Regions from separate parts of the Homo sapiens genome. Here region 1 is linked to region 2. A link is a loop called in an ENCODE intact Hi-C map of the cell type or tissue named here. Cell type or tissue: GM12878. All regions are shown on one strand. Links, peaks and the distances in the headings refer to the core of each region. The heading gives the core; the rest is flanking DNA.

The links. Peaks named below come from ENCODE experiments on the same cell type or tissue, not always from the same donor. Only the 100,000 strongest peaks of a DNase experiment are listed, where the experiment ranks them.
Region 1: a loop joins it to region 2, with 1.9 times the contacts of the local background. A loop is called at or near these places in 2 of 110 quality-filtered maps.

Annotation. Positions count from the first base shown.
Region 1 is chr4:53,231,347-53,241,548 of GRCh38, forward strand. The region is part of intron 4 of SCFD2 (sec1 family domain containing 2); the gene reads right to left. Among named protein-coding and RNA genes, the nearest start is that of SCFD2, 130 kb to the right of the region's middle. RefSeq lists enhancers at 5,420-5,931, 5,932-6,443. In GM12878, for the core only: no CTCF peak of the experiment used is centred there; a DNase peak (open chromatin) is centred at 4,375; H3K27ac peaks cover 1,290 bases.
Region 2 is chr4:53,280,838-53,291,039 of GRCh38, forward strand. The region is part of intron 3 of SCFD2 (sec1 family domain containing 2); the gene reads right to left. Among named protein-coding and RNA genes, the nearest start is that of SCFD2, 80 kb to the right of the region's middle. In GM12878, for the core only: no CTCF peak of the experiment used is centred there; no DNase peak of the experiment used is centred there.

The DNA of each region.
Region 1 (10,202 bases), core at 2,239-7,238, 49 kb before region 2:
CTGTCAAAGCATGGCGTCTGGTGTCTAATAGGTGGCTCGATAAATATTGATTGAATGAATGGATTTTATGTTCTGGTTACATAAGAAATCATCTCCATTTGGAGGTCATTTCATAAGCTCTCCTACAAAAGCAAAATGTCTTCACTTCTAAACTTTAGTCTATATTTTCTCTTTTTTTACTGTATTATTTTATCATGCTAATCAGAAACACACTCAATTATTCCTATACCCAATCAATATATGAATTATTCTTAAGGAGAATTTAAATCAGGTGGGTGCCATTAAAAACTATCCTGGTCAATAGAGAAGAGTGCTGATGGTGTATGCCTTGGTTGATAAATTCATCATATTTAAATAGGCAGCTTTCCTCTAAAATGTTATGTTTATGAGATTACTGCTAATATACTTTTTTCTTTTCTTTTTCTCACTAAGGCTATAATCCCTTAAAAAATGTAGTACCAAGAAGAAAACAAATCCATCAAATAAAACTTACCTAAAAAAATTAAACAAAAAATGTTATATATATATTAAAGTTTCATGTAATTATCTTCCTTTTAGTCTCAAAACACCTTGATGTACTCTACATGTACAGATTTTATGTCTTTGTACTTTATAATGTTTTTTCTATCAAAACCAACGTTAAAGAATACAAAACAAAAACTAGTGGGTATCATATATTCAATAAGACAGAAGAGAAATTCTATATTTTTCAACAAAAATTAGTAACAAGAAATGCCAAACCCAAATATTTCCAGTTTATTTCCCTACTTTTTTCTATTTAAAAATTATGAATCCAGAATGTTGCAAGGAAAACAAACTTTAAATACTTACTAATATATAAAACAAAACAGCAACCAAAACAAAACAGTTCACTTACAAAAAGAAAAAAGGCTGCACCATCCCTATGTGGACGAACTACTCAAAGGAATCTTTTGTATTCTCTAGTAAAACTACAATAAAGATTTTTTTTAATCACATGGATGGATAACAATAGAAAGCTCCACGTGGAAGGGTGATAATCTATCAATTTTTAACACATATTTTTCCCCTGGAATAAGCTTTTTGGCAATTTTGTTTTGCTTATTTACAAAATCAGGAGACAAAAAAACAAGACTAGTATTCTTGCATTTTATGTTAGGAAAGATGCCTGTTAAAAACATACAGTACAACCAGTATGTAATTGCCCAGCTGTGGATTTCTTTTTCTGCACAGGACATGAAATATCATAAATTACTCTAGAAGAAATAGTTCCAGAATGTTTATAAAATTACACTGCAACACAATACTGCAAGTCATAAGCTAGTTCTGCTCCCACTGGACAGCCTTGAGTAAAGAAAGAAAGAGCTGAGGAAAGCCACATATTCCTCCTAAAGTATGTCCATCTTTAGGAGATTCGGATCATTCGACATTCATCACTTCAAGCATCAACACATTCTGGAGAAAAAAACCAGACAGACTTAACAGGTTCTGCTCAGCACTCTTCTACATCTTCCACCTGTCCACTTCTGCTGTGAGTCCTTTAACTTCAAAGTAAAGAATGAGAAGAACAGAGGGAGATAGCAAGGCATAGACTTTCCAGAGATCATGGAGAAATCCATGCGCTAGCCCAACACTCCTGTCTAGTCTCAGGCACCCACTAATGTTAAGCTAACCTCTAGCACTCTCGGAATCCTTAAGTCAGAAATACTCTAGGTATTCTGCCAGCCTAGGCATAGGCTTCTTTCAGAAAAGCACACCTTTAGGCACATTAGACCTAAATGCCCTGTGAACAGACATAAGCAAGACTTGGTTTCTCCAAGGCTAATGCTAAAAAGAAAAAAAAATCAATTAGTGTTATGTCCTTTTATTCTTAGGAACCTAGGTGTTTAACAAAGAAAAAAAAAATCCTAGCACCACTGGGGTAGTTGTCATGGTACAAACAGCTAGAGGGAGTGGCTCAGGATGGAAGATTCAGTTAGTGTAGGGAAGCACAAACCACTGTTATTTCCCTTTTGGTCATGCAAGAATAACCAGAATGGTTGTATCCTCCTTGTTTTTCACAAAATGAAGACCCACCCATATGCGCCTTCAGTCACTGGCATAAGGTGTGTATTTGAAACTTTTTTAGTAAACCCATGAAATGGTAAGAACCAAAATTGTTAGCCTTAAACTTACTTTGCCTGATTACTAACTCTGGTTTCCAGCTGGAATAACACATGATATCATTGCTTCTAAAGCAAGGCCAGTTAAAAAGCACTGGTTTACATAGCCTATATATTCGACTCTCATTTTCTGATCAGATGCTTGGCACAGATTCACCTAACTCCAAATCTGGCCATATGCCTACCCTGGGCAAAGGAACAAAAGTTCATGGTGTTATTTTCTTTTTTCTATTTGTCTCTCTTTCATTATTCAAAAATACAATACTTTAATGTGATAAGGGAGAAGAACTACATTAAAATAACTATTCTGCAAGAAGAAATGAAATTGAGATGATATATCCTTATGGAGAAATGTGTAGGTCTCATGAGTGTCCAATTAAAAGCTTACTGAGGAGTAAAACTCAAGATAAAAATTTAACGTGAATGCCAAATTTATAGATATATCAAAGAAAAACAAACTAATGGGAAACAATGCATTTCAGTAATCCCAGTACTCATAAAAAAAGTTATCAATTAAATGCAGAATCTAGGACTTATTTTTCTCACAGAAGCAATACTAGAAAAGCAGGACTCAGATACTCATACCAGCCTATAAAATCCTACTTTGTCCTGTATCTTTGAAAAATGGCACAAGTAGTAGTAATGTACTGATAAATCCACATTACAAAAGAAATTGTATGCACATCCAAAAAAAAATATTTGTTTCAGTTTGACAATGTTACTGTCTAGCAGACAGCATGTGCTCAATACATTGTTATTACACAGACTGAAACAGAATACTTTGGAAAAGGCTTTTCAGCTTTTCCCCTCCACTATTTGGAAGTGACACCTCTCTTGGCAAAGAACTTGAGGGAGGAGCTTCCCTGGAGAGGAGAGAAGGTGATGGAGAGATTTATATTTCTTGGAAGTAGTAAAGTTTATTAATTCTCTCTATAAATAATACAGTATCCCCCAGGTATTCTGAATGATTTTAAAAAATGGGGACTGGAGGACAGAGGTTTTGTCAATTAAATAAAAGTGTCTAATCATATGAATGTCTGAGGAGCCAACATGTTAGGCAGCTCAGATCTCTTTAATTCCTAATGTTCTTTATCTGGGACTTTTTTGATACATTTCTTTGGAAAATTTAAAAATTTTAAAAATTTAGGTTTGCACCAAAGTAAGTGAAATATTCATACACTACTTCCAAACACCCAGAATCTGGCGACGTTTAAGAGCACAAGCATCAAGATAATTCATTATTTTGATCACTTCCTTAGCAGGTCATAAAATGATCAGAATTACAAGGCTCACAGCACGAACTCCTGTGATGAATATTGCAACAAAAGGTGACCATATTAATTGGAATGTAGTTCACCTACTATCACAGAGATCCAAAATTACAGTGCCTTAAGCAAGATAGGAATGTATGTCTTACTCACACAAAGTGAAAATAGGTGATCCTGGGCTGGTATGGTGTTTCCACCATCATGAGATAACCGACCACGGTCTTCCCATCTTTTGCTCAAACATCCCCAACACACAGCTTCCTCTATGATCCAAGATGGCCACTCCTGCTCCTGCCATTCTGGCTGCATTTCAGCAAGCAGGAAGAAAGGGGATAAGGGAAGACATGTGCCTGCCCTTTAAATGCACAGCCTGAACCTGGCCCACATCACATCTACATAGGTCTCATTTGCCAGAACCTGGTCTCATCTAGTTGGAAGGGTAACTGGGAAGCACATTCATTACTTGGGGTGGCCATGTGCTATGCAAAAAGGTGAGAACAGGTGGTAAGAACATAAAGAAGCCTCTCTGTCCTAACAGCCACAATGAGATATCTCTCCAGACTCTGGTAAACCATGTAAACATTTATCAATTTATGGCAGGTACCAATCTGTGGCAAGTAAATTCCATGTTTATAACAAACTACTCCAATTCCCATGAGTGGGAAGTTATGCCTGCTACTACAAATGTGAAAATGAAGATTCTACATTTGAGGACATACTCATGAATAAAGTACCCAAGGTCTCTGCTCTCACTTATCTTATATTCTAGCAGAGAGAGATAAAGTAAACAAAATAATGTCAATAAACGAGAAGTAAATATAAAACAACAGTGGCTCCAAGCTATTCAGGGAAGTCCTCCTTGAGAAGCCCACAATTGAGTTTTGATCTGAGCCAGCTATGTGAAGAGAAAGTAGCAATTGTAAATGCTCTGAGATTCCCCATTTGTCAAGATCAAAGTTACCTCAGCTCTAGTTTTCTGTATGTAAGCCTGATATGTGTGGAAGAGGAAATGAAAGTATGAGCATGCGTGTGTGTGCATACGTGTGTGCATACATACGTGTGTGCATACATATGTGTGTATAAGGACAAAAAGGGAAATCTATAACACTAACACTGGAGTAAATACTGAATAACCAAGAATAATGTAGAACACTCTAAAGCCTGGGGCAATCTATGGACTGAGGAGGATAAAAAAGCAAATGGTTAGAGAAGTTGAGAGGCACAGTAGAAACTTTGTATTCTGTGATGGTTAATATTGAGTGTAAACTTGGATTGAAGGATACGAAGTATTGATTCTGGGTGTGTAAGTGAGGGTATTGGTAAAAGAGATTAACATTTGAGTCAGTGGGTTGGGGAAGGCAGATCCACCCTTAATCTGGTGGGCACAATCTAATCAGCTGCCAGCGAATATAAAGCAGGCAGAAAAACATTAAAAATAGAGACGGGCCTAGCCTCTCAGCCTACATCTTTCTCCCATGCTGGAAGCTTCTTGCCCTCGAACATCGAACTCTCAAGTTCTTCAGTTTTGGGACTCAGACTGGCTCTCCTTGCTCCTCCACTTACAAGGTCTCCACTATTGTGAGACCTTGTGATTGTGTAAGTTAATACTAAAGTGGAGTTTATTAAGCATATGTAAGTGTGTGTGTATATATATATGATATATTTATTAGGATATATATATCACACATATATAAGGATATATATATATATATATCCCATTAGTTCTGTCCCTCTAAGAGAACCTTGACTAATACATATTCAAAAGCTATTTTTCTTAGTTGTTTTAAATGGTGCTTCTTGTTATATAAAGTTAACTAACTTTGAGTATATTGTTCTAACTAAATTGCAGTTCAAAATGAATAATCAGCAGTTATGAATAAAATGTCTGGCATGTTTTTTTTTAATCAAAATGAGTTCTATGCAAAACAGGTTTAAAAATAAGCAAATACAGTAATTATATATTTATATATTTATATTGCTTTAAAAATAATAATTACAGGGTTATTTTAACTAGGATAATCTGTCATGATTTCTAACTACTTAAAGTCACTGTTTTATTTATTTATTTATTTATTTATTTATTTATTTATTTATTTATTTTTTATTGATAATTCTTGGGTGTTTCTCACAGAGGGGGATTTGGCAGGGTCATAGGACAATAGTGGAGGGAAGGTCAGTAGCTAAACAAGTGAACAAAGGTCTCTGGTTTTCCTAGGCAGAGGACCCTGCGGCCTTCCGCAGTGTTTGTGTCCCTGGGTACTTGAGATTAGGGAGTGGTGATGACTCTTAACGAGCATGCTGCCTTCAAGCATCTGTTTAACAAAGCACATCTTGCACCGCCCTTAATCCATTCAACCCTGAGTGGACACAGCACATGTTTCAGAGAGCACAGGGTTGGGGGTAAGGTCATAGATCAACAGGATCCCAAGGCAGAAGAATTTTTCTTAGTACAGAACAAAATGAAAAGTCTCCCATGTCTACTTCTTTCTACACAGACACGGCAACCATCCGATTTCTCAATCTTTTCCCCACCTTTCCTGCCTTTCTATTCCACAAAGCCGCCATTGTCATCCTGGCCCGTTCTCAATGAGCTGTTGGCTACACCTCCCAGACGGGGTGGTGGCCGGGCAGACGGGCTCCTCACTTCCCAGTAGGGGGCGGCCGGGCAGAGGCGCCCCTCACTTCCCGGATGGGGGGTCTGGCCGGGCGGGGGGGCTGACCCCCCCACCTCCCTCCCGGACGGGCGGCTGGCCGGGCGGGGGGCTGACCCCCACCTCTCTCCCAGATGGGGCGGCTGGCCGGGCAGAGGGGCTCCTCACTTCCCAGTAGGGGCGGCCGGGCAGAGGCGCCCCTCACCTCCCGGACGGGGCGGCTGGCCGGGCGGGGGGCTGACCCCCCCACCTCCCTCCCGGACGGGGCGGCTGGCCGGGCAGAGGGGCTCCTCACTTCCCAGTAGGGGCGGCCAGGCAGAGGCGCCCCTCACCTCCCGGACGGGGCGGCTGGCCGGGCGGGGGGCTGACCCCCCCACCTCCATCCCGGACGGGGCGGCTGGCCGGGCAGAGGGGCTCCTCACTTCCCAGTAGGGGCGGCCGGGCAGAGGCGCCCCCCACCCATCTCCCTCCCTGACGGGGCGGCTGGCCTGGCGGGGGGCTGACCCCCCCACCTCCCTTCCGGACGGGGCGGCTGGCCGGGCGAGGGGCTGACCCCCCCACCTCCCTCCCGGACGGGGCGGCTGGCCGGGCAGGGGGCTGATCCCCCCACCTCCCTCCAAGATGGGGTGGCTGGCCGGGCGGGGGGCTGACCCCCCCACCTCCCTCCCGGATGGGGCGGCTGGCCGGGCAGAGGGGCTCCTCACTTCCCAGTAGGGGTGGCCGGGCAGAGGTGCCCCTCACCTCCCAGACGGGGTGGCTGGCCGGGCGGGGGGCTGACCCCCCCACCTCCCTCCCGGACGGGGCGGCTGGCCGGGCAGAGGGGCTCCTCACTTCCCAGTAGGGGCGGCCAGGCAGAGGCGCCCCTCACCTCCTGGACGGGGCAGCTGGCCGGGTGGGGGCTGACCCCCCCACCTCCCTCCTGGACGGGGCGGCTGGCCGGGCGGGGGCTGATGCCCCCACCTCCCTCCCGGACAGGGCGGCTGGCCTGGCGGGGGGCTGACCCCCCTACCTCCCTCCCGGATGGGCGGCTGGCCGGGCAGGGGGCTGACCCCCCCACCTCCCTCCCGGATGGGGCGGCTGGTGGGGCGGGGGCTGACCCCCCCACCTCCCTCCCGGATGGGGTGGCTGCCGGGCGGAGACGCTCCTCACTTCCCAGATGGGGCGGCTGCCGGGCGGAGGGGCTCCTCACTTCCCAGACGGGGCGGCTGCCAGGCGGAGGAGCTCCTCGCTTCTCAGACGGGGTGGCCGGGCAGAGATGCTCCTCACCTCCCAGACGGGGTTGCGGCCGGGCAGAGGTGCTCCTCACATCCCAGACGGGGCGGCGGGGCAGAGGCGCTCCCCACATCTCAGACGATGGGCGGCCGGGCAGAGACGCTCCTCACTTCCTAGATGTGATGGCGGCCGGGCAGAGGTGCTCCTCACTTCCTAGGTGGGATGGCGGCCGGGCGGAGACGCTCCTCACTTTCCAGACTGGGCAGCCAGGCAGAGGGGCTCCTCACATCCCAGATGATGGGCGGCCAGGCAGAGATGCTCCTCACTTCCCAGACGGGGTGGCGGCCGGGCAGAGGCTGCAATCTCGGCACTTTGGGAGGCCAAGGCAGGCGTCTGGGAGGTGGAGGTTGTAGCGAGCCGAGATCACGCTACTGCACTCCAGCCTGGGCACCATTGAGCACTGAGTGAACGAGACTCCATCTGCAATCCCAGCACCTCAGGAGGCCGAGGCTGGTGGATCACGTGCGGTTAGGGGCTGGAGACTGGCCTGGCCAACACAGCGAAACCCCGTCTCCACCAAAACCAGTCAGGCGTGGCGGCGCGAGTCTGCAATCGCAGGCACTCGGCAGGCTGAGTCAGGAGAGTCAGGCAGGGAGGTTGCAGTGAGCCGAGATGGCAGCAGTACAGTCCAGCTTTGGCTCAGCATGAGAGGGAGACCGTGGAAAGAGAGGGAGAGGGAGACCATGGAAAGAGAGGGAGAGGGAGACCGTGGGGAGAGTGAGAGGGAGAGGGAGAGGGAGAGGAGGGAGAGGAGGGAGAGGGAGAGGGAGAGGGAGAGGGAGAGAGCGTCCCCAATCTTTTAAGTCAAAGTCACTGTTTTAATAAGACGGAGTTTCGCTCTTGTTGCCCAAGCTGGAGTGCAATGGCTGGATCTCAGCTCACCGCAACCTCTGCCTCCTGGGTTCAAGTGATTCTCCTGCCTTAGCCTCATGAGTAGCTGGGATTACAGGCATGTGCCACCACACCCAGCTAATTTTGTATTTTTTAGTAGAGACGGGTTTTTCCATGTTCGTCAGGCTGGTCCTGAACTCCTGACCTCAGGTGATCCCAGCCTCCCAAAGTGCTGGGATTACAGGCATGAGGCACCATGCCCGGCCTTTGTTTAACACTTAAAATATTATGCTACTTACATTTCACTGTATAGACCCAAGCTAAATTAAGACATTCTCGAGCTATCAGCAATCCACTCATAAAAATCTTCCTAGCCTAAGATCTCATAATGTCAGCCTAAAAGGTCATTCCCAAAGCATCCCTCAGTCCTAGACTACATTGGGAGAAAGTTCAGTGTTGCTGAAATAATCATGATATATTCTCAGCATATTCAAGCAGTCACAAAGGTATCTGATAAAAGATCACCCTCCTTAACTTATGAAAGGTGCTACAATGGGTTGACTACAACAAGTGAACAACTTTTTGTCATACTCAGGGCCAGTGAAGGCAAACTGCCACCATGTTTTTGCTCCAGTGGTTTTGCCAACACAGCAGAACCAGAAAGATATGAAGTCGGGCCCAGGTCTGAGGGAATTCTCATCTACCTCTTACCTTCAAAAATCCCATTTCATTGATCTAAGACTCTATAATTGATCGTAACACACACCATTATTTTATGTGCTCCCAAGCTAGAAAAAAATAGTTTCAACTAAAATATGCTACCAATTTCAGGATGTACCCAAATTTCAGAAATGTGAAAAAATGGACATATCAGAATCAATGAAAAATGGTAGGTAGTATTCTTCTAGCCAAATCTGCCCCTTTTGTTTACAGAATGGAAAGTGACCTTCACTATTTTCAACTTAATCCTCAAAAAGGGAAGGTTGCCTGTATTATGTCACCATTTCATTGATTCCAACTTCTTTTTGCATACAACTATTAAATACAAATGACCAAAGGGGCAACTAATACTTTCCCATTTGACGTTTGTCCAAAAATATTTAAAACATTTCATTCAAAACAACTTCTGATTACTGTTTGAATCTCAAAATAGCTACAGAAAACAAAACAAAACAAAAACCTCTTTGCAGCTCTGGTTCTGAACAAGTTAAGAAATAAAGCAAAGCTTGAAAAAGACATGCAGTCAGGCATCCGGAAGTGGCTGCCTATGCCACAGGGCAGTGGTCGATGGCTTCTGCTATCCAGTGCCTTGAGTTCGATTTCTTAGAAACAGTTTGAGATGAAGAAAAGAACATTGAATGGACCTCTCCAAGATGGTCAACTAGACACGGCCAGGAGGAACACCTCCCACACCAAGGGACCAGGACATCAGGAAGACTGGCACACTTCTAGCAGATCTTCAGAGGGAAGGCATTGAGAGCAGACAGATGGAAGACACAGATACTAGACTGAAGGGGAAGGAAGCTGGGAATGCTGTACAGTGCTACCAGCACCAGGACTTATTTCTAGCCCCCAACAACTCCTGCAGAAGAGGTGAGTTGAATAGGCAAGGAGCAACCTGCTCTCACCATAGGCTTCTGGAATCCTGGCAGGAGGAGACCCCTCAACCACCAAAGACAAATGAGTTGGCAGAGAGATGCTCAGAAAAGTACGAGGGGCAGAATTCCAGCCACTGCAAAGCCCAGAGGATTTGGTGCGGTGGCAACTATAGTGGAGCATGGACAGAGATACCCATCCCCTAGGCTCAACTTGCTGCCATAGGAGACTTTAGCCCCCAAGGGAAGTGTCAGATCTGAACTCTGCAAGGCAGTCTTCCCCATGAGACAGGGCCAGTCCAACCCAAGCACCCCTCAGTGTGCTGGCCTCTCCCAGCCTGGCTGTGCCTGTTTGCAATCCAGTCTCCAGGTACCTCCAGGGGGCCCACATCATAGCTCCTGTGCTGGTGGACCATACCTGACCAGCAGCGTGCTCCAGTAGAG
Region 2 (10,202 bases), core at 2,050-7,049:
ACAACTGGCAAACAGGAATTATGTCAATATTATTCAAAAGTCACATCTGTTCTTTTGAGATTTTTTCCCCATTATTTTAACATTTTGTGCTATCAAAGACAGCAGCTAAACACAAAGTAAATGAGCACAACTGAACACATCAAGCTACAAGAGGAATTGAGTACCCTATGAAGCACCCATTCATCCTTGCTTTTCCTCTTGGCTCTGCGGCCGTGCGCCCTGTTTTGGAAGTGCTTCCTGTTTGATTCGACCTGATCTCCATTGCATTTTGCTTTTGACTTCCTAACTAAACAACCTCAACTCGTCTTATACCTTCCAACAAGCTACTGTAAACTCTTTTGCTCACAAAAAGTTCTATATATGCTGTAACATTGATTTATAGAAATTTAGCATGCCTTTTTAACTGTGCTAATATTTTTATCAAGAGTTTTAATGTTTTTGTAAGTGCTCCAATTACAAGGTTGCATAGATTTTTGAATGGGCTCCTGCTGATACCATGAGCCCTGACTCCTAGTATGTGATGCAAAACCCAAGTTTTTCAGAAATGCATATATATCATAGAAAAAATACCCATAACTGATATATAGACAGGGGTGGCAACTTTACTAAGATTAAACTATTGGTTAGTAGACAGCACCATGAAAGAAATCCTCAAATGTTAATTCAACAGTTGACACAAGAGAAACAGAATCTTGAGTATGCCAGATGGCTTATGAGTTTCGTAAATAATGTGCAAAAGACTCAAGAGGCTACCCTGAGCACATGTGTTTATATTGGCTCCTCAGGAGATGCATCAGAATGATAAAAAGTAATAAAAAGGGATAGAAATGCACTCAGGAAGATCACCGAAATAGTCTATAAGCAAACAAAAGATTGCAACACCTTTTCCCCTCACCAGTTGGTTATCTCTGGAACTTGCATTATATATTTTAGCTTTCTTTTTTGTTCTGCAGCTAAGCAATATCTTATAGCTGTCCATATTCTTAGTAGAGGATATTAAGTCCCTTGCCCTTCTCTTTATTTCTTCTTTCCCTCTTTCGTCTTTTAAATCATCAGTATTTGTATTTTTACCTAGTCAAGATTGATAGCATTTCTATTTTATTCCATAACCATAGTAAATTACGGTATTACTAAACTATTATGTGCTTTTTCTGTAGTTTGATTCTAAAAGTTCAAAATCAGTAAATAGCATTTACAACATCATAAACTGTATAACAATTCTATTCTCCTGTACTTTGAAGATTCACAGTGATTGTGTCTAATTTAGAGCTTTTTCAAACTTTTATTGTAGGTTCAGGGGTAGAGGTGCAGGTTTGTTATGAGGTTAATTCTTTCTACTTGCTTCTCAGTAAGCCTATTTAATTTGAATACAGTTTTCTTCTGTCTTTTGGGAAAGTTTCACATTCTTTCATGCTAATTGCTCTCTGTCTTTTGAAACTACTAATAGTTCATGGGCCTTCTAGATTGCTTCTGTATGTTTGTCTTTTCTCTGATCTTCTACACTTCTTTCTATATTCTCTCTCCTTTGTTCCTACATTTTAGGAGATTTTCTTAATTTATCTTTCAACTATTGTCTGAAGTTTTTGGCTATTTTATTTTCATAATGATATCTTTAATATCCGAGGGCCCTTTTTAAAACAGCTTTATTGAGATAGAACTTACATACTATAAAATTCCCCCCTTAAAGTATACAATTCAGTGGTTTTTGGTATATTCACAGAGTTGTACAACCATCAGTGTGGTATAATTTCAAAACATTTTTATTAGCCTAAAAAGAAACCCCATACCCAAATAAAAAAGATTTTATGTATCTATACATAATAGAATTTCAGCTGAACAAAATTTCCAGCTAAAAGACGTAACTGTACTTAGCTATACCAGGAAATAAAAAAAACAACAGAAATGATAATATTCAAGTAAATTCAGCAATAATTGAACTCTGTTTTTTTAATATAGTAAAACTATCATCATGTGTGGTTTTTTAAATTTAATGAAGTATAAATTTCTAGACAGTGAAAGAGCGATGGATGAGTACTAATTTATGCAGGAAAGCAAACAATACAAATCAGCTCCCACCTCGATAAGAGGCTTTTCTTGGAATATCTGAAAAGGCTCTGAGCACAGAAGGAGCTACCTGCCCATGAGCAACTCCAGCCTCAGAAGCCTCAGGGATAATAGAGGTGGATAGTGAGGAGTATAACCTACATAAAGCACATGAATCTTAAATATACGGTTCAAATAATTTTTACGTATGTATATATCCATGTACTCACCAACCAGAGCAAGGTATAAAACATGTCAAGCACTTTAGAAGACTCCCTTGTATACTTACCCAGTCGATAGTCTCCTCCTAAAGGTAAACACAACAGACCATTTTTTGTCTAGTTTTAAACTTAATATAAATGGAATCCTACATATGCATTTTTTCTTGTCTGGCTTCTTTTGTTCCAAAATCTCATTTTTTGTTGTTTCTGTGTTTTACTGCTCTATATTACCATAACAGTTTCTTTATCAATTCTACTGTTAAAACATATTTAGGTTTTATTGGCTGGGGCTATCATAAATACTGATGCTATGAACATTCTAAGACATGCCTTTCAGTGGACATAATCATTTGCTTCTATTGGATATATACACAGGTTTGGAACTATTGGATGGGTGAGTACTAGTTTTACTTGATACTGTCAGTTTTCCATGGTTGTACCAATATCCTCACACATTTTACATTTGTTTTTTGTTTTCTGTTTTTATGGTAGAGTCTCAGTGTGTAACCCAGGCTGGAGTGCAATGGTGTAATCTCAGCTCACTGCAACCTCTGCCTCCCAGGTTCAAGTGATTCTCATGGCTCAGCCTCCCAAGAAGCTGGGATTACAGGCGCCCACCACCACACCTGGCTAATTTTTGTATTTTTTTTCTTTTAGTAGAGACAGGGTTTCACCATGTTGTCCAGTTACATTTGCTTTACCGTAACGTAACATAATTTTAAAATATGCATGTAGGCCAGGCACGGTGTCTCACGCATGTAATCCCAGCACCTTGGGAGGCCGAGGTGGGCGGATCACAAGGTCAGGAGATCGAGACCATCCTGGTTAACACAGTGAAACCCCCGTCTCTACTAAAAATACAAAAAAATTAGCCAGGCGTGGTGGCGGGCGCCTGTAGTCCCAGCTACTCGGGAGGCTGAGGCAGGAGAATGGCATGAACCCGGGAGGTGGAGCTTGCAGTGAGCCGAGATCGTGCCACTGTACTCCAGCCTGGGCGACAGAGCAAGACTCCATCTCAAAAAAAAAAAAAAAAATGCATGTAATGAAGCATTACATGCATAATGTAATGTATGATTGATAAGTTTCTTTCATGGCATTTTATGCTGGGTAGCCAAAAGTCTAATGAGTAAAAAAAAAAAATCAACAGAAACCACATTGCCACATTACCATACTATTAATATGCACTTTCATTTTTCTTATTGATTGTTTATTTATCTACTTACTTTCTTACCTTATTATATAGAAAAAAGTTGGAAAGGCAAGACAACAATTTAAGAAAAAAGGTTACTTTGAAGAACAGAATGGTGGGGTCAGGGAAGAGAGGAAGTTTACATTCATTTTTTATTTTATATATGTTGTCATTTGAATTTTCCATAAGCTTGTGCTAGTATAACTTTTGAAATATTGTCTAGGTTCTGACATAAAATAATATGTCTCATGTAGAATGGACAGATGTGTATTTTTCTCTGGGAAACTTGACTTTATTACTATCACTATTTGTACAATGCGTTCAACAGATAAATAAATAGAAGAGAAATAATAACTGCCTACACTTCTTACCTCAATGGGGTTTAAACAAGAAAGAAATATGGTTAACATGCATATTTAAGTCAGCCATAAGAAAAAAATATCCTGCTCATAAAGACTATTAGATACTGAAACAATTTATTAAAGGGGGAAGTGGGATGAAATTATACATCTCCCACAGGGATTTGGAGGACTATATATACAGCCAACCATATAGTGAAAGTTGGATAAAGCCCAGCTGGGAATTGATGTCCATTTTCATAGCACCATAAATACTGAAGGTTTTCTGGGACATCCTTTAAGTAGTATAGGTTTCTGGTTACACAATTTTTTTAGCTCTACAGCATTACAAAGGTAGAATAAGAAACTAATGTGAAAAGAGCACTTTAATTACATGAATCAATTCAAATGGGTTTAAAATTCAGAAATCTGCTGAAAGATCTATTTCAAGGCTACCATGGAATAAGGTGTAACTGCTGCAGGATCCGGAGTCATGAACAGAAAATAAACAGCTCTCTCCGAAGTTATACAAAACAGTGAAACATAAAACCATCAGAAACATTTACAGTTTAGCTTTCTTTGGAAATGCAGCCTTCTTGAGGCTAACTTAAACACTACCTCAACATTTATAAACTCAGCAGATAACATGGCACATAATAGGTAGATTGCCTCTGTTATCCAGGGGCAAATTACCAGGCTGCCAGGGAAACCACTTTCTTGGTGGATCCACTCTGACTTGGAAAGGAATTTCTGCTCTTAAGGGTGCCTCTAAATAAATTCCCACCTACAGTCATGGGCCTTCTCCCCATATCATTCTCTCAGGATTTAAAAACTGCTAGCCATATTATCATGTTGAGGATCCCTTATATTGAGAAAATTTAAGAAGACTGATAAGAAAGATGGCTGACTAGAGTTGCCTCATGTTCATCTCCCCAACAAAAAAGAACCAAAACAATAAAAAACAACTAAATTTCAAGCAGAATGACTAAAGGAGAGCGCTGAAGTACAGTACAGCAAGGGAGTGGTGGAAACCATGTGGGGCACAAAAACTCAGAGGATGTCACATAAAGAAACACCTTCCCATTCCCCTAGTCAGGATCTGCTCAGAACCAGAATGGACTTCTCCTTGAGGGGAAAGGGTAAGCTGGAGGCCTCCAGCAGCCCCCACAACCACTGCAGATATCTGCAATCTTTGCTACCAGAGAACATTGCAGTCCTCACAGGTCATGAGCCCAGTTAGGGAGCTGCCTAGAGTTCACATGGCTGTACTACTTCAGAAAAGGAACTCACATTCTGTCCCACCACCCACCACCTCCCCACAACCCCGTGGCCCAAGCTGCTTTGCACAGCACCATCTTGAAACTAGAGCCTCTGCTAGAGTGTACCCTTCTCTGGGGGAAGAGTAGCCACTGCATCCCATCATCCCTGAGGCTCTGCCATTGTTGCACCACATTCACGTACACAGAAGCAGACCATTCCCTAGCCAAACCACTGAAGCTTGCACCCCACTGAGGTAAAGTTCCCTAAGGGGCACTCCATCTCCTGGATCCCAGCTGTTGCTGTATGGTGCCCCATTTCCAGGCTACTAAGAGCTTAGCCCAGGGGAATACCTGCACTCCTGGCACCTGAGCCAATCTGGTGCCTTGACCCCCAGAAATCTGAGCTTCAGCCTAGTGGAGCGGCCATGCACCCTGGTGCCTAAGCTGATGTAGCACCCAGCTCCTCAGGGACACAAAGCCCTAGCCCAGCAGAGTAGGTATATGTTCTAACCCCCAAGGACCTGAATCCAGACTTCAGAGAAACCACAGGGCCCCCCAGCATCCCAGCCTCTGGGACCTAGAACCTGGTCCCAGTAGAGCTGCACCGTCTCCCAGTACCTCACTCCCCAAGGACCTGGAGCTCCTGCACAGCAGAGCAGCTATATACCCCATGCTCCCTAGTTAATAAAGGAAACCAGGGCCCTGGCCCAGCAGAGCAGCTATGCCCCCAGGCACCTGAGATAATGTGGTACCCTGTTCCAAGGGAAACAGAGCTTTGGCTGAGCTGTGGCACCCTACTCTGGGCCAGTCACAGCACCCTGACTCCCTGGATGCAGACAAGCCCTTTGGAGTCTGAGCTGTTGAGGTACCCTGCCTCTCTGGGAAGTTGAGTCATTGTTGCCCTTCTCCCTGCACCCTGAAACAAAGCTAAAGTTGTGTACCCCCATTCCTGGGCCCTTGGTGCTACTGCACTTGGCCTCACAGAGCCGATGTCACTACCATGTCCCAGCATCCCAGAGTCCAGAGTCACCACTATGTGGCATCCTCTCTCCTAGTGCCTGGGAAGTTACTGTGCCCTGTTGGCTCTGGAATCCAAATTTCAGCTGTGCTCTGCTCCCCAGGGCCTGACGTTCTAGAACACCCCTTCTCCCCTGGTGCCATGACAGCTCTGTGCCCTGACCCCTAGGACCAGAGTCACAGACATAAACCTGTCCCCGGGTCTAAGCTACTAGGGAGTGCCTCACACTCACAGTCCCCAACTTTGTGGGAGAGTTTCATCTACCTGTGCTTCAGTTAGTGAACCTGTGCCCACATCACAGGTGTCACAGTAGTTCAGCAAAACACTGAGTTCTGAACCCCAGCTCCACAGCCACTCCAATCACCTGTGCCCTAGAACACAGCACCACTATCACTGCCTGTGGACCATGTCAGACCTGGCACCAAGAAGGATACGCTCAGCTAAGTCTCCCAACTGTGGGGAAAAAGAGAATAGAAAAACCCTACCCTTACCACTGGGAACCCTAACCTACAGTGCCACCACTGTTGCCAAAAACTCCTGCAGCCTAGGCCACTGACACACCTATAATCATCACTGACATTGATCACAGCTGAAGAAGCTACACAGAGAGTCTGTACCCGCCCAGAACCAGAGTCAATGCACCCTGCACAAGTTACACCCTAAAACTCACCTGCAGGTGAAAGTCTCTCCCTACAAAAGCCACTCTATAAATTGGGAAGAGACAACCATTCTACCAGATACACAGACATCACCACAGTGACACTAAAACATTTAAAAAGCAAGTAAACATGATGCCACCAAAGGAAAACAATTGTTCTCCAATAATTGACTCCAAAAAAATGGAAATTTATGAATTGCCTAAAAAGAAATTCAAAATAGTAATCTTAAAGAGACTTAGCAAGATAAAAGAGAATATAAATAGACAATTGAATTAAACCAGAAAATAATTCATGATCTGAATTAGAAATTCAACAAAGAGATAAAAATCATAAAAAAGGACCAAACAGAATTCTTGGAGCTGCAGAATTCAATGAATTAAAAAAATATAATTGGGCTGGGAAAGGTAGGTCATGCCTGTAATCCCACCACTTTGGGAGGCCAAGGCAGGAGGGCTGCTTGAGCCCAGGAGTTCCACGCCAGCCTGGGCAACACAGCAAGACCCTGTCTCTAAAATAATAATAATAAACTATAAAAAAAATTAAAGAAATAATTGAGAGTTTCAACAGCAGACCAGATCAAGCAGAAGAAAGAATCTGTGAACTCGAAGACAGTTCTTTTGAAATAAATCCATCAGAGGAAACAAAAGAAAAAATATTGAAAAAGAGTTTAGAAAGCCTGTGGGACTTATAGAGTAGCATTAACCATATAAATATTCTCATTATGGTAATTCCAGAAGGATAAGGAATGGAGAAAGGCATAGAAGCTTATTTGATGAAATAATTACTGAAAACTTCTCAAGTCTTAGGAAAGATAGGGACATCTAGGTCCATGAAACTATAAAGTCCCCAAAAAGGTTCAATCTAAAAAGGACCTAAACAAGGCACACTACAAAAACAAAAACAATTGTAAAAGCAGCAAAAGAAAAGAATCAAGTGACATACAAGGGAATCCCCATCAGATTACCAGCGAATTTCTAAACAGAAACTTTGCAGGCAAGGAGATAATGGGATGATATATTCAAAGTGCTGAAAGGAAAAATATGAAAAAAACAAAACAAAACCGTTAGTGAAGAATACTACACCCAGCAAAGCTTTCCTTCAGGAATGAAGGAGAAATAATATTTTCCCCAGATAAGCAAAAGCTGAGGGAATTCATCATTACTAAACCAGCTTCAGAAGAAATGCTTAGGAAAGTTCTTCAGCTGGAAATGAAAGGATAATTACTCTCATAAAAACATATCAAAGTATAAAACTCACTGGTAGAGGTAAATAATTCAAATTCAGAATACACCATTACTATAATGGTGGTGTGTAAATATTTCAAACTTCTACTATGAAAGTTAAAAGTCAAAATATTCAAAAACAAAAATAGTTACACCAACTTGTTAAGAAATACACAATATTAAAAGATGCAAATTCTGACATCAAAAATATAAATTGTGGGGGATAGGGAGTAAAAGTCCAGACTACTTTTATGTGACCAAAGTTAAACCATTATCAAGTTAAAATAAATGGTCTGACTGGGCATGGTGGCTCATGCCTGTAATCCCAGCACTTTGGGAGGCCGAGGCAGGTGGATCCCCTGAGATCAGGAGTTTGAGACCAGCCTGACCAACATGGTGAAACCCTGTATCTACTAAAAACACAAAAACTTAGCCAGGCATGGTGGCAGGCGCCTGTAATCCCAGCTACTCGGGAGGCTGAGGCAGGAGAATAGCTTGAACCTGGGAGACAGAGGCTGCAGTGAGCCAAGATGGCACCATTGCACTCCAGCCTGGGCAACAAGAGTGAAACTCAGTCTCAAAAACAAACAAACAACAACAACAAAAAAAATGGTCTTATTATGACAGCAAGATGTTTTGTGTAAGCCTCAAGATAAAAGATAACCACAGAGCAGAAAACTATGGCAGATACACAAATGAGAAAAAGAAAAGGAATCAAGGCTTAGTACTAAAGAAAACTACTAAATCACAGAAGCAAACAATAAGAGAAGAGAGGAAAAAATGATCTAAAAACAACCAGAAAACAATTAACAAAATGGCAATAGTAAACACTTGCCTATCAATAACAATCTTAAATATAAATGGATTAAAGTCACCAATCAGAAGATATAGAGTGGCTGAATGGAAAACAACAACAACAAGATCAAACTCTATGCTGCCCACAAAAGACCCATTTTAGCTTTAAGGACACACTTAGGCTGAAAGCAAAGAGAAGGAAGAAGATAATTCCTGTAAAAAGTAACAACAACAACAAAAAAAGCAGGGGTAGCTATACTTAGATAAAATAGACTTCAAGTCAAAAACTGGTACAAGAGACAAAGGTTAATATTTAATGTTAAAGAGGTCAATTCATCAAGAGGACATAACAATTATAAATATATACGCACCCAACATTGGAGCACCTAAATGTATAAAACAAATATTAACCGTCATGAAGAATAAATAGATAGCAATACAATAATAAGAGTTCAATACCCCCATTTGAACAATGGGTAAGTCAACCACATCAAAAATTAATAAGGAAATACTGGACTTGAACCACTCTTTAGATCAAATGGACCTAACACATTTATATAGAACTTTCCATCTAACAGCAACAGAATAATATTCTTTAGCACACATAAAACATTCTCCAAGATACACTATATGTGAGGCCACAGTATAGGTCTTAACAAACTTAAGAAGATCACAGTCATATCAAGTATTGATTCTAACCAAAGTGGTGAGAAACCAGAAATCAGTAATAGGAGAAATATTGCAAAAAAAATCACAAATATATGAAAATTACACAACATGCTCCTGAACAAACATGGGTCAAGAAAGAAATCAAAAGAAAAATTTAAAAATATCTTGAGACAAACAACAATGGAAACAAAATGTATCTTACCCTATAGGTGAAGCAATAGCAGTTCTAACAGGAGAGTTTATAGCAATAAATACCTATATTAAAAAGAAGATCCGAAATAAATAGCCTAACATTATACCTCAAGTAACCAGTTAAAGAACAAACTAAATCCAAAGTTAGCAGAAACAAGGATATAATAAAGACCAGAATACAAATAAATACAGAAGAGAAAAACCATGGAAAAAATAATTTTAAAAAAGATGGAAAAATAAATAAAGTTGACAAATGCCTAGCTAGATTAACTCAGAAAAAAAAGAGAAGACAAAAATAAATAAAATCAGAAATGAAAGTAGAGACATTACTACAGACACTTCAGAAACTGAAGGAATCATAAGGTACTATTATGAACAATTTTATGCCAACAAGTTGGATAACCTAGAGAAAATTGATAAATTTCTTAAGAAATGTAACATAGTAAAATTGAATAATAAGCAATTAAAGTTTGAACAGACCAATAACAAATAAAGAGACTGAAACAAAATTTCAAACTTTCCAACAAAGAAAAGCCCAGAACCAGACGGCTTCATGGCTAAATTCTACAAGTCAAGGAAGAATTATTACCAATACC